Regions from separate parts of the Mus musculus genome. Here region 2 is linked to region 1. A link is a contact called in ENCODE Hi-C or POLR2A ChIA-PET data. All regions are on one chromosome and are shown on one strand. Each heading gives the region's core, a stretch centred on a gene start or an enhancer-like site at or near the end of the contact. The rest is flanking DNA. Distances are from core to core; before and after follow the strand shown. Region 1 holds the start of Cdpf1 (cysteine rich, DPF motif domain containing 1). Region 2 holds the start of Gtse1 (G two S phase expressed protein 1).

Evidence for each region. A loop is a pair of places that touch in the nucleus more often than their neighbours do. ChIA-PET counts read pairs that join two places held with the same protein, here RNA polymerase II (POLR2A).
Region 2: a loop to region 1 is called in a map of heart, with 5 times the contacts of the local background. The contact joins the promoter of Gtse1 here to the promoter of Cdpf1 in region 1. A Hi-C loop is called at or near these places in 6 of 37 maps with a recorded cell type or tissue (gastrocnemius, heart and left cerebral cortex). POLR2A ChIA-PET finds 5 or more read pairs at or near these places in 4 of 5 experiments (Patski and embryonic stem cell).

The regions. Positions count from the first base shown.
Region 1 is chr15:85,809,533-85,815,615 of GRCm38, forward strand. Cdpf1 (cysteine rich, DPF motif domain containing 1) reads right to left here and starts at 2,165. Exons shown (of 5, transcript NM_197998.2): 1 at 2,107-2,165; 2 at 1,370-1,516. Pkdrej (polycystin (PKD) family receptor for egg jelly) reads right to left here. Exons shown (of 1, transcript NM_011105.2): 1 at 5,144-6,083. The coding sequence ends at 5,821.
Region 2 is chr15:85,856,719-85,862,801 of GRCm38, forward strand. It overlaps Gtse1 (G two S phase expressed protein 1), which reads left to right and starts at 2,989. Exons shown (of 12, transcript NM_001168672.1): 1 at 2,989-3,076; 2 at 3,286-3,377; 3 at 5,183-5,240; 4 at 5,350-5,977. The coding sequence starts at 3,353. Ttc38 (tetratricopeptide repeat domain 38) reads left to right here. Exons shown (of 14, transcript NM_001033337.4): 14 at 1-2,104.

The DNA.
Region 1 (6,083 bases), core at 915-3,414:
GAGAGTATGATTTTACATCCCCACAGACTTAAACTAGATTTTATTTGGGAAGAGGGTGGTGCATTCATGAAATTCATGAATCGGTCAGAAGACAATTTGCAGAAATTCTTTCGTTCTACAATGTAGGTCCTGGGGATTAATCTTGGGTCATCAGCTTTAAAATGTCTTTAACCCCTGAGCCATCCTGCTAGCCATACTTTTTAATTATATAAATATATATGATTTATTTATATTATTGTTTAATATATAATTATAATAAATATATTATTGTATTAATAATATTTATTATTATAAATAAGTACATTATAGCTGTCTTCAGACACACCAGAAGAGGGCATCAGATCTCATTATGGATGGCTGTGAACCACCATGTGGTTGCTGGGATTTGAACTCAGGACCTTCAGAAGAGCAGTCAGTGCTCTTACCTGCTGAGCCGTCTCTCCAGCCCTTTAATTATATTTTTATTGACTGATTTTGCATAGGTATGCAATGTGCCACACTACCAACGTGGAGTCAGTTCTCACCTTTCACCGTGTGGGATCTGAGATCAAATTCAGGTCAGGCTTGGCAGCAGTCACCTCTACCTGTCAGACCATCTCACCAGCCCCATTTTGGATAATTTCTATAGACTACCTTCAAGTTCAGTGGCTTCAGTCACATCAGCTGGCAGGCCCCTTGAAGGCATTCTTCCTGTTTTTCCCACTACTATTTATCTGCTGAAATCACCATCCATATATGCATGGTATATACATCTTCTCCACTAGCACATTCAACATCTTAACTGTGCTTGCTTTAAACGCCCCCCATCTGATAGGTCTATCTAACATCTCCACTGTGTGTGGCTCTGTGCCTATTTTGGTCCTTGGCAGCAAAGCTGTTTCTTTGCTCTTCCTTGTGGTCTCAATCTGAGTTATAAACTGGGGTTTGTTGGTAAGGTGGTAAAGGTAAAGGCAGCATTGTGGACACGTATGCTTGGCTTGTGCTGCTTGGTGCTGAATCAACCCAGTAAGTGAAGTGGGTTTGCCTTTCCTGTTCTTCTGCTACACTGGCTACGCATTTACTTGTGCTTAGGTGTACTGGCCTCTCTGATACTATTTAAGGACAGATTCACGTGCCTCCTGCCGCCTCCCTTCACTGGACGCAAGAATCTGCTCTTGCCATAGAGCATACTTTCCTGCCCTACCAAAGTTAGTCTGAAACTTTGGTCCCCTTGAAAGATCCAGGCAGATGAATTTATACAGCAATCACAGCCTTTCCCAGGTCAGTTTACAGGAAAGTTATAAAGACTTCAGTTCTGTCCTTCGTCTTACCCATCAGCACCCAGGGCATGCTGGAAAAAAGCCCACGGTGGGTGTTTCTATTGGCTCACCAGGAGGTTGGGGTGGGGAGGTGTATCCTAGTCCACTTGATAAGGCTGCATTCTTAACTGTTTGATGGCACTTCTATATTCAAGGCCTTGGAGGCCCCGCCTCTCCGTAAATTGCTGGGTCAGTGGTCTGATGGCAACAGCAGCTGTCTGATGAGTTCGAGAAAACGCGATTCTTGGATTTGTATCGAGCTGTATCGGAATTCCTACTAGCCTTTCAAAGTTCCCATCCCCAGCTCCAGCCCCAGCTGCGCGCCCGCCTCTAACCCTTTGCGTCCTACAGAACCGAGCTTTGGAGCCAGAAAGGAGCATATGTGCGCCTTGGAAACTGACAGATGTCCCGACTGACGTCTAAAACGGAAATTCTATTTTGGGTGTGCGCGAACCTAGCTAGTGGTATCTTAATTCGCACGTCACAGGCCCTCGCCGAGGCTGCTGGGCGCGCTGCCCTTGCAGCAGGTGACAGTCAGGAGACAGTCCCAGGATAGTGGGACTCCGCCAGAGCCTCCTCCTCCCGCTCTGAGTCTCCCCAGGTCAACAGGGCTCCGCCTGGCGACCATATACACCACGGTCCGAGCCACCCGCGCACAGCCCTCCCCGTGCTGGGTGTCTAACGCCTCCCCCACCCCCACCCCTCGGCTTCCAGAGGCACCGAGGACAGATCCAGCGAGCCGGAACACAGAGGGGACATTTCCAGCTAGCCACGCGCGTTCCTGCAGCACACTGCCCCGCAAACTCACCACCTCCCCTCCGGGACCCCCAGAGCGCCTGCGTGGCCCGCCCACAGTACTAGTTCCGCCTCACTGCGCCTGCGCGGCTCCGCCCTAGCTCCTCTGAGGCTCCGCCCTCGATCCATGGCATTTGTGCAGCCCAATCTCATCACCCGCTGAAGCTCCGCCACACTACCGGTTTCCCCCGGTTTGCCTCATGGCGCCTAAGCAACTCCACTCTGTCCCAGCCTCCTTAAGCAAGAAAAGCCAAAAGAGCGTCCTTGCCGGGGTAGAGCTTTACTGTCGCTTCCGTTTCCGCTGCTAGCTTATAGTGATTGTGGGTCGCGGCTGGAGAGCTCTCTGGGCTTCAGAAAAAAAAAACATATTCTACCTAAATCTTGCCTGGTGCACCAATGAATGTACTGGGGTTATTTTCTGGGAGAAGGGACTCAGGCAACTGCAACGTTGAAAAGTCTACCCAGTGGGAGTGATGGCCTACGAGCTGTCTCTGGGACTTTGCACGATTTGGAAGTAGTTCCACCTATCTCCTGCAGCAGTTGCTCACGGTTTTGGGAAAGGGGCTTTATGGATATTCTTAACTTAGTTAAGTTTAGTGAGCTTTCTGATTCTTGTACGTCCTGATCTGCCTCCAGGAGGGAATGTTTCCATCTACAAGAAAAGCCTATATAACACTTAACTTCTTCTTGTGACTCTTATTTACCCCTCCTGGCTAATGTTCCCTGAACCTTGGAAGGAGTTACATAGAAATCTAATTCTTTTCTTACATTCTGGCTGGGCATTGGACCACTATGCCATGGGGGTAGGCATTGGTTCACAGTTATTTAACTGGTTTTGAGTCTCCTCAGTAACTACCACAGTTTGTCAAGATGAAATTTCCTCCACACCTGAGGCAGATAGCAGCAGTAATCTATGGGTAAGAAATACAAGTATTTAGAAGGAATGTCTGTTCATTTAACAAAACAATTACAGTACTGTCCCCACTGGAGCCTATGACCACCAGCCACAAGTTTTTGCACAGGTTTATAAGGCCAAACATAGGTTCCCTCCTGTGAAGCCTCAAATCCAACCAGAAAGTGTTGTCAACATCAGTACTGGCTTACCACTATTGCACCAGGAGACATACTTTGCCTGGCACAGTGACATAATAGAATCCATAACTAAGTAGGATCCTTGGCAATAATTCTCCCTCAGCAGCCTGGACTCCCTCAGCAGTTTTAGCCTGACTTCTCCATATCCTGCAATATATAAGTATTTTCATTTAATTTTGGCATGCAGACAACAATAGTGGAAATTGCCTTTCTAGTTTCTGGGACTTAAAGGGTTTTCTTAGCTAGCAACTCATAGGGACATAGCCTGCCTTTAACGGTGTGGGCTTTCTTTTCTTTTCTTCTTTCTTTCTTTCTTTCTTTCTTTCTTTCTTTCTCTCTCTCTTTCTCTCTTTCTTCCTTCCTTTCTCTCTTCCTTTCTTTTAGATTTGTTTGTTTGTTATATGAGTACACTGTCACTTGCTTCACACACATCAGAAGAGGGCATCAGATCCCATTATAGATGATTGTGAGCCACCATGTAGTTGCTGGGAATTCAGCTCAGGAACCCTGGTGCTCTTTAATGTCTGAGCCATCTCTCCAGCCCCCCTGGGGGGAATTTCCTTTCAACAGTCTTACAGCTTCTGGGAATGTTTTTCCACCCACTCAAGATCCACTCCTTACTCCTTAAGATGTTGTCTTAGAGTTCTTCCAGATGCATCTATCTCCAAATCTCCCAGACAGTGGCAAGCACTGTATCAAATAGGGAATAAAACCCTCTTACAGAAGAGGGGCAGAATCTCCGTGTGCCCACTACTGTCTGATCCAAGCAAGTGCCAGATGAGCTTGCGATTTGAGCAGCAAGAGGGATTCTATAACGAAGCCATTAGCAGAGTTCAGCACAACACAAAACAGCTGGACTACTGAGTGCTCAGCTCTCAGTGGGACATCCTTATCATCCCCACCCCCAGTGGGGCTCAAGGAACCTCTCAGCAGAACGGGTGGGGCGTTTATACAGTGCCGTGTTCTGGGAGTGTCATGGCCGTTGGCCTCATGAGTTCACTGCAGCTGTGGTTACTTATACAAACGTACATAAGACCAAGCCGGGTAACATTACAGCATGGATGGGGAGGGACCATTGGAGGAGTTATTGGGGATTGATGGCTATTCGGGAAGGAGGAATCATTTCTTTGGGGGTATGGCCACTGGTAAGTTGGTCATGGGTCCTAAACCCATATACTTCTAGGACAGACTCTGGACGAAGAAGGAGAGGGTGTTGCCAGCATGAACGTGGGAAGAGGAAGTGTTGGGGAAATGCAGGAGGAGTGGGTAGATTCCAGATATATTTTATACTTGTATGCAGTTGTCCAAGAACAAAGTTTAAAATAAAGCTGAGTATGGTGATGCAAGCCTTTAATCCCAGCCATCGGGGGAAGCAGAGGCAGACAAGTCTCCGTGAGTTCAAGACTACCCTGGTCTACATAGCGAGCTCCAAACCAACCAGAGCTACATAGTGAGGTCCTGTTTCAAAAAAAAGAAAGAAAGAAAGGAAGAAAGAGAGAGAGAGAGAGAGAGAGAGAGAGAGAGAGAAAGGAAGGAAGGAAGGAAGGAAGGAAGGAAAGAAAGAAAGAAAGAAAGAAAGAAAGAAAGAAAGAAAGAAAGAAAGAAAGAAAGAAAGAAAGAAAAGTATATAATGTTATTCAGGTGAGTCTTAAAAGCCTATCCAAGAGCCAGGTGGTGGTGGTACATGTCTTTGGTTCTCAGCATTCAGTAGGCAGAGATAGGCAGATCTCTATGAGTTAGAGGCCAGCCTGGTCTACAGAGCAAGTCTGGTCCCACGACATCCAGGAATACACAAAGAGAAATCCTGTCTCAAAACAAACAAATAAAAATAAATCTCTTGTTTGTTTTTTTTTTTAAAAAAAAAAAAAGGTTATTGGAGGAGGCTGATAACCTTCCATGTTGAAGGCAGCCACAAATATGTCTTTGATCCCTGACACAGAAATCACTGCACAGGCCATAGAAGAAATCTCAAATTTAATTCATATAAAACTTAAAAGTGGCGTCAACATCAAGGCACGTGCTTCTGAGTAACAAGGTAACAACTGTCAGCCCTTGTTCTTCTACGCCCTGAGGGAGTTAAAGTGGGACAGGACGCTTCAGGTCCTTGTCCCCTGCTCTCTCGTCTCTGCATTCTCAAACTCTTAAAGCAAGCTCTGGAACTCCCCCACAGGATCCCCTCTAGCCCTGGCCTGCAGGAGGACTTGAAGAGACGCTTCCCAGGCATGGTCTGCAGAGGAGACTTCCAGGGAGGCTGACCAGTCTGTTTCTGTTTAGAGGCTGCTGGGCTGTGGCTTAATCCATGATGGGACCTGGCCAGCTCTTTCCCTTGAAGCTGGGTCTCAAAGTGAGCGGCTGCCACTCTTCCCCACTGCTGCAAGCTCCCACAAAAGGAGCTCTGCCTCTGGACCAGGAGTCGCAGAATCCCATCCAGAGAGAGTCCCACCTTGCCATCCACTTCTCTCCCCTGATTTGCCTCTCTGTTCATGTTCTTGTTCCCAAGAGCAGGGCCCAGCGTGGGGATACTTCAGATGTGGAGGTGAGCTTGACTGAGCCATCAGGCACTCTTTAGTCCCCTTGAGAAACATAAGTCATGTTTGGGACACTCTTTGCTTGTGGCCCTCCTGACCGTCATTAATCAGACAACAAGGTAAATCATTTTCTTCCCGTTGATATTTCTGGCCTTCAGTCCCAGGAACCGGCGAGTATTCTTCTCCGGCTGCCCATAGAGCATGTCGACGAAGAAGTTGGATTGGTCTTTGTCTCTAGATCGGGTGGTGAGAAAGTCAAACCCAGATTTTAGCCTGTTGCACAGATAGGTTACAGCCTCGGCCTCATCAGACGGCTCCTCGTACACAGGCTGCTTCATCTCATCATAGGCAGACAGAATCACTGCCTGAA
Region 2 (6,083 bases), core at 1,739-4,238, 48 kb after region 1:
TCAAAGTAGGGAACCCAAGTTAATTTTGAGTGATGTTCAGAATTCCTCTCAGGGCCAACATGCGTTTTTTAAGCCTCCAGAACCAAAGCAGTGGCTATCATTTTCAGGTGCCTTGAACATTGTATTTTCTTGTTCTGAAGTCGGCAGGCAGCGAAGAGATGTGGCCAGGTCAGCTGGGAGGTCTAGAAGTCTATGTGTGTGCACATGCGCACGCACTCGTACACACACACACTGCACTAGTGAATCCTTTCCATTTAGTTTTCCTTATATTCTGCACAGGTCCTGCTGTCCCATTTCCCTGGGGAGGATTCCAGAGAGCTGCCTGGGGTCCCAGTGAGCAGGGGCATTTCCTTTCTGGGGGGAGGGTATCCTGTCTCGTTGGCTTTGGTTGTCAGCCCCAGACAACTGCACCTGCCACCGTCCCCAGAGACGAGGGGAAGAATGCCTTCTGCCTCCCTGGGGGACTTGGTGGTGCCAACTGGAGCTTCTCTTTAGACTTCACTTGGGAGTAAATCTTGAGGGATGTGGCTTCCTTGGCTAGCTCCGATTCTGCTCCTGAGAGTGGGTGTGAGACCCTCAGCTGTCTTAGTCGGGGTTCTATTGCTGTGAAGAGACGCCATGACCAAGGCAACTCTTACAAAGGAAAACCTTTATTTGGGGCTGGCTGACAGTTTCAGAGGTTCCGTCCATTATCATCATGGTGGGAAGCGTGGCGGCATCCAGGCAGGCATGGTGCAGGAGGAGCTGAGAGTTCTGCATCTTGAGCTACAGGCATCCAAAAGGAGACCATCTTCTTGCAGCCAGCAGGAGGGTCCCTTCTGCACTGGGTGGAGCTAGGCCCTCAAAGTCTGCCCCCACAGTGACACTCTTCCTCCAACAAGTACACACCTCCTAATACTTGTCACTCCCTAGGAGGCAGAGGCAGGCGGATTTCTGAGTTCAAGGCCAGCCTGGTCTACAAAGTGAGTTCCAGGACAGTCAGGGCTATACAGAGAAATCCTGTCTCGAAAAAACCAAAAAAAAAAAAAAAAACCAAAAAACAAACAAACAAACAAACAAAAAAAAAAAACAAAAACCAACTTGTCGCTCCCTATGAGCCAAGTGTTGAGTCCATGGGGACCAAACCTATTCAAACCACTACACCAGCTTAGGGCTGCTCTGCTGTGGCAAATAACCAGATAAGTGACATAGCCATCACGAGGTTTAAGCCCATCTCCTGCTTCTGTGACAGGGACATCCCTCCTGGAAGTTGATGCAGTTCCTACTTAAGTAGGGACTGATGGGCAGGTGGGAGTGGGGAGTGGGTTGGAGGTCTCCAAACCAGATCTTTGCTTAGCCTGCTCAGAGTCCCTGCAGTCTGCTGAGGACTGGACAGGTTTTGGGCATTCATTAAAACAATTGGTCCCGTTGACTACCCTCTCCTATGGGAACCTCTGAGCAGCTCCCAAGTGCCAGGTTTGGGTTGCGTCCTAGGGAGATGGGCTTCTCTAATCTTAGCTGGATGAGGCAGCAAGTCAAGAAATTGTGTAATCGCCATAGGATTTGAAGAGGTACTGTCTCCATATCAGGGAGCCTGGGGACAGGTGCCAAGGGGGAACCTCCTCATTAGTCCTCATTATGTATATGATTCCAAATAATACATGATTCAGCCAGAAGCGGAGTCTTGCTCTCTGTCTCTTTCAGAAAGCCTTCCACCCTGCCTGTGGGCTGGTGACAGTGCCTTCTCTTTGCCCCATAGCCCTTGGCACTTGCCCTTGCTATTGAACCACTTTGTGCTGTGATCTCTGGTATTCAATGGCTTCCATTGAATGCCTTGTCTGTAAAAGCTGGTATGTGTAGGCTTTCATGAAAGAAGGCATGCATCTGCCAGGGACAGGCGACTGATCTTAAAGGGAAATGTGTATGCGTCTGGAGAGATGGCTCCATGGCTGAGCACTTGCCGTTCTTCCAGATGACCAGAGATCAGTACCTAGCGCCCACGTAGAGCCTGTAAATCTAGCCTCAAGGGACCTGACACTCTCTTCTGGCCTCTGTAGGCACTTGCATACCTGTACATACGCACACGTCGGCAAAAAAAATAAAATAAAAATATTTTTAAAGCCAAGAGAAAATGTAAATAGCAGTGAGTTACTATGGGTATGCTTTCCTGAACATCTACTATGACCTGATATGATACAAAGAGAAGTGTTGGTGAACTTTACTGCCCAGTGGATAGCCCCAGGGATGCAGGGATTTCATGCACAGGAGCTAAAGGCTTGGACCACAGATGTGACTGCCACCGTGGTCTTGCGCCCCCCCCTCCCGCCCCCGGTGTGAATCAGAAAAGCCTGGCCCTTAAAATTCCAGATACACAGAACCGGTCACCATCCCCAGCCGGTGGGAACCTTGGGTCCGACGAAGCCAGCTTGCCTACTAGTGAGCCAGACCTGGCCGATGTGTAGAGACGACATCCAGACTTGATGGCCTTCTTGATGGCTATCCAGGCCAACCCTGGACTTCCTTGAACCAACAGACCTTGAAGCCAGTTTCCTGCTCATTGCTATCCAAAGGCATCTAACATATTGGCAGCAAAGAAGTGCTAAGACCGGCTCTGTCACTCTTCTGCATTTGAGGGAAAAGGGAGGGCCTGCACACCAGAGTACAGGAGAGAGGCCTTAGGCTGCAGAGAGTACCCGGACGCATGAGAAATACTGGAGATACCAGGACAAGCACCGGAGAGAGTCGGGACAAATTCCTTCCTAGCTGCCTGACCATCTCCTATGCCCCACCATCACCGCCTCGGTCCCTTTTGCTAGCACAGCCACAGGCGGAACGCTTAAATCCTTTCTGTGTCTCCGGAGGAGGAGAGTCATGGGAACTTCCGGTGGGAGTTTCCTGCGCCCAGCGGAGCCAATCCGTGGCTTGGAGTCTTGGGCATTGGTCTTGTACATCAGCACTCTGACTACATTTCCCAGGCTGCACCGAGAGCGTCTCCTGTTTAAACAGGCCAATCGGCGGCCGGCGGAGCCGGGCGCCGCGTTTAAACCGGTGCCGGAGACCCAGCTGGATTTTATGCCTTCCCGGTCAGAGGCGAGGGGTAAGGAGTGGTCGTAGCGCTGGTCCCGGAGAGTGGGGAACCGGGTCCCGAGCCGCAGAGATCCGGGGAGGACGGGCTGCGGTGCCAGCTCTGCAGCTCAGAGCCGGAAATCCGTTACCCCGCCTCGGGGCGCACAGTCTGGGAAACCGGGAGCAAGTTGGGGCTTGCCTCTGACTTGCCTAATTCTCCCGTCCCCTTGCTTCCTGCAGCGAACTCTGTGGAAGGAGGAGACGGCCGCGACGTGCCTTCGGCCAACCAGTGGAGAGAGAGGTGAAGATGGATGCTGGTAGTAAAAAAGAAGGTAAGTCCTTTCTGTTCGTAAGGCTGTTCTGGAGTGTATTCCTTTTCACCCCAAACAAAATAGAGAGGGCTACAACAGATCAAAGAAACGAAGTCTGGATTGATAAGCAAATAAATTTAACTGAAGTTACTTACAAGGACATTAGCAATTCATAGCTCCACCACCAAAGAAGCCCCTACAACATCCCCACCCACTTTTTAAAACCACTTATGTAATCTTAAGAGGGGCCTCCCCCCACTTCCAGAAGGGCTTTAAGTGGGGGTCTTAATCTTGTGAGGGTCTCCTGTGGTTAATCACAGTTGCTGTGCTATCAAAATGGCAACAGCTTTCTCTTGCACTGAGCGCAGAGTCCCTCACTCCACCCATTCCCCTGTGGTTCATTCTTTTCTCCTCCACTGACTTACTTTGTTTGCTTTTCCTTTCTTGCTTGTTTTTTTGAGCCCTCACTTTGTAACCCGGAACTCACTCTGTAGTCCAGGCTGGCCTTGAATTCATCGAGAGCCACCTTCGGAAGCCTTCTGAGTGCTGGCAAATTCTTTGAAAAGCAAGACTTGCTACGTGGTGGCTGCACACGCCTTTAATGCCCCAACTGCAGAGGCAGGCAGATCTCTTGAGTTTTATTTCAAGGCTAGCCTAGCCTGGTCGACAGAGTGAGTTCCAGAACAGTTAGTTCTCTTTGTAAACCTACACAGTGAAACCCTGTCTAAAAGAGGGGAGGAGGAATCTTTACGATGACTTGGTTTGTGTGTGTGTGTGTGTGTGTGTGTGTGTGTATGTGTATGTGTGTGTTTGGGGGTGGTAACCAAGGTGTGCAAGCACCTGAGGGTCCCAGGGCTTGAACTCAGGTCATCAGATGTGGTGGGAAGTAACTTTGCTCCCCTGAGTCTTAGAGGGTTGATGTGGGTTTACAATTATTTTCTCCCTTTTAGGGCTGAGCACTGGGCCTTTGCACCCTATCAGGTTATGTATCCTCTTTGACACCTTAGGAGACTGCTTAACACAGTGATGCCCATTATAAGAAGCACCTCTAATGACCTAGGCTGGCAGCCCAGTCCAGTAATTTATGAGCATAAACATAAAGGTTTAGAATGCAACTTAACCAGGCTGTAACGTGCATCCTTAATGAAGCCTATGACCTTCCTCCACCTTAGGATTTTGTCCTGAATTATGTAGGTTCCCTCCGGTGAAGCAGACCTTTAAGTACTACTGGGAAGTGGCTGGTCTGTGAGAGAGAGCTGAATAAATCCACAGTTGGTTCAACCAAGGCTATGCTAGGAATGTGGATAGGCAGAGCAAAATTTTTGTTGGTGGTTTTGGTTTAGGTTTTGGGGTTTTTTTTGTTTTTGTTTTTTGTTTTGTTTTCTTTTTTGTTTTGTTTTTTTGGAAAGGGACCCGAGGAGCAGTGGTGCTCCACAGATACTCGTTGGTCTCTACTGTGAGTTTGAACCATCTTTGAACTCATCGCTGATAGATGTCTCATAATTGAATTCCAGGCTAGCTAAAGTAGTTGATCTTTAGAAAATAGCCTGTGCCTGAAGGTGACTTAGCCTTCTTGGAAACCCTAGATTCTATCATAGAGGTAAGGTTCTGTGTTTTGATGGTGGATCAGTGCACTCAGAGTGGCTCCTGGAACTTGAGAGTGGAAATGGGAAATAAGAAGGACTTGAGGTGCCCATGACAATTGATTGAATTCAGGCAACAATCTATTACTTTACTGAGAGATTCATAGCAACTGTGAAACCAGTGCTTTCCTGTTTTATGTTACCCTAAAATAACTGAACTTTTTCTCCCCATCCCCACCCCAGACTTTCTTCTTTTGGAAGATGAAAAATTTGACTTCGATCTTTCCTTGTCTTCTTCAAGGTAAACATGCGTTTTCTTCCCTAACCCCTGGTATAGACAGGTTCATCAAAGCCCCTCGCCTAGATGCTGGTGTGATTTCAGCCCTGATAATCTTTTTCTTTAAACGCAGCACAAATGAAGATGATGAAGTCTTTTTTGGGCCTGTTGGACATAAAGAAAGATGCATTGCTGCCAGTTTGGACTTAAACCGCCGGGTTCCTGGGCAGCCTCTTGCCCCGGGCTCTGGTAGCCCTTGCACCTTGAGCCCTCTCACTGGGGAGAAGTTTGTGGAGGTGTACAAAGAAGCCCACTTACTGGCCTTACAGATAGAAAGTCACAGCCGAAGAGAGGTGGCCCAGGCTGCCACGCCCCAAAATCCTGTGAACCAGGGCAAGGAAACGTTTGTGCAGGACTCACAGTTAAAAGTAAGCCTCTTTGAGAAAGAACAGAAGAGAGACAGAAGTCCCATGTCACTTAAAAGAGAGACATTCTGCCTGCCATCCTCGAGGGTGCAACCGCCCATGGGGGAGCCCCAGCTCCTGGCTTCTCCAGGCCTGCTCAGCTCCCCTGTCTCAGCAGGCCCTGCTCAGACCCAGAGCAACCAGGGTCTGCCCTGTTCCTCTCAGCCGTTGCCAAGAGAATCAAGTACCTCCCAGCCTCCAAGTCAGGCTGGGCCTCAAAAGAGGATCACCAGCAAGCTCCAGCCACCTCGGGCTTTGCCTGTGAGAGGAAGAAACCTTCACCTGGCTACAGAGAAGGTAAACCCAGGCATAGTACAGTTGCGATGTACACAGCCTCCTTGCCTCTCTTCAGCCCATGCCCTGCCAGGGAAGCCTCTCGGGAGGGGCAGCGCTCTGAGCACTG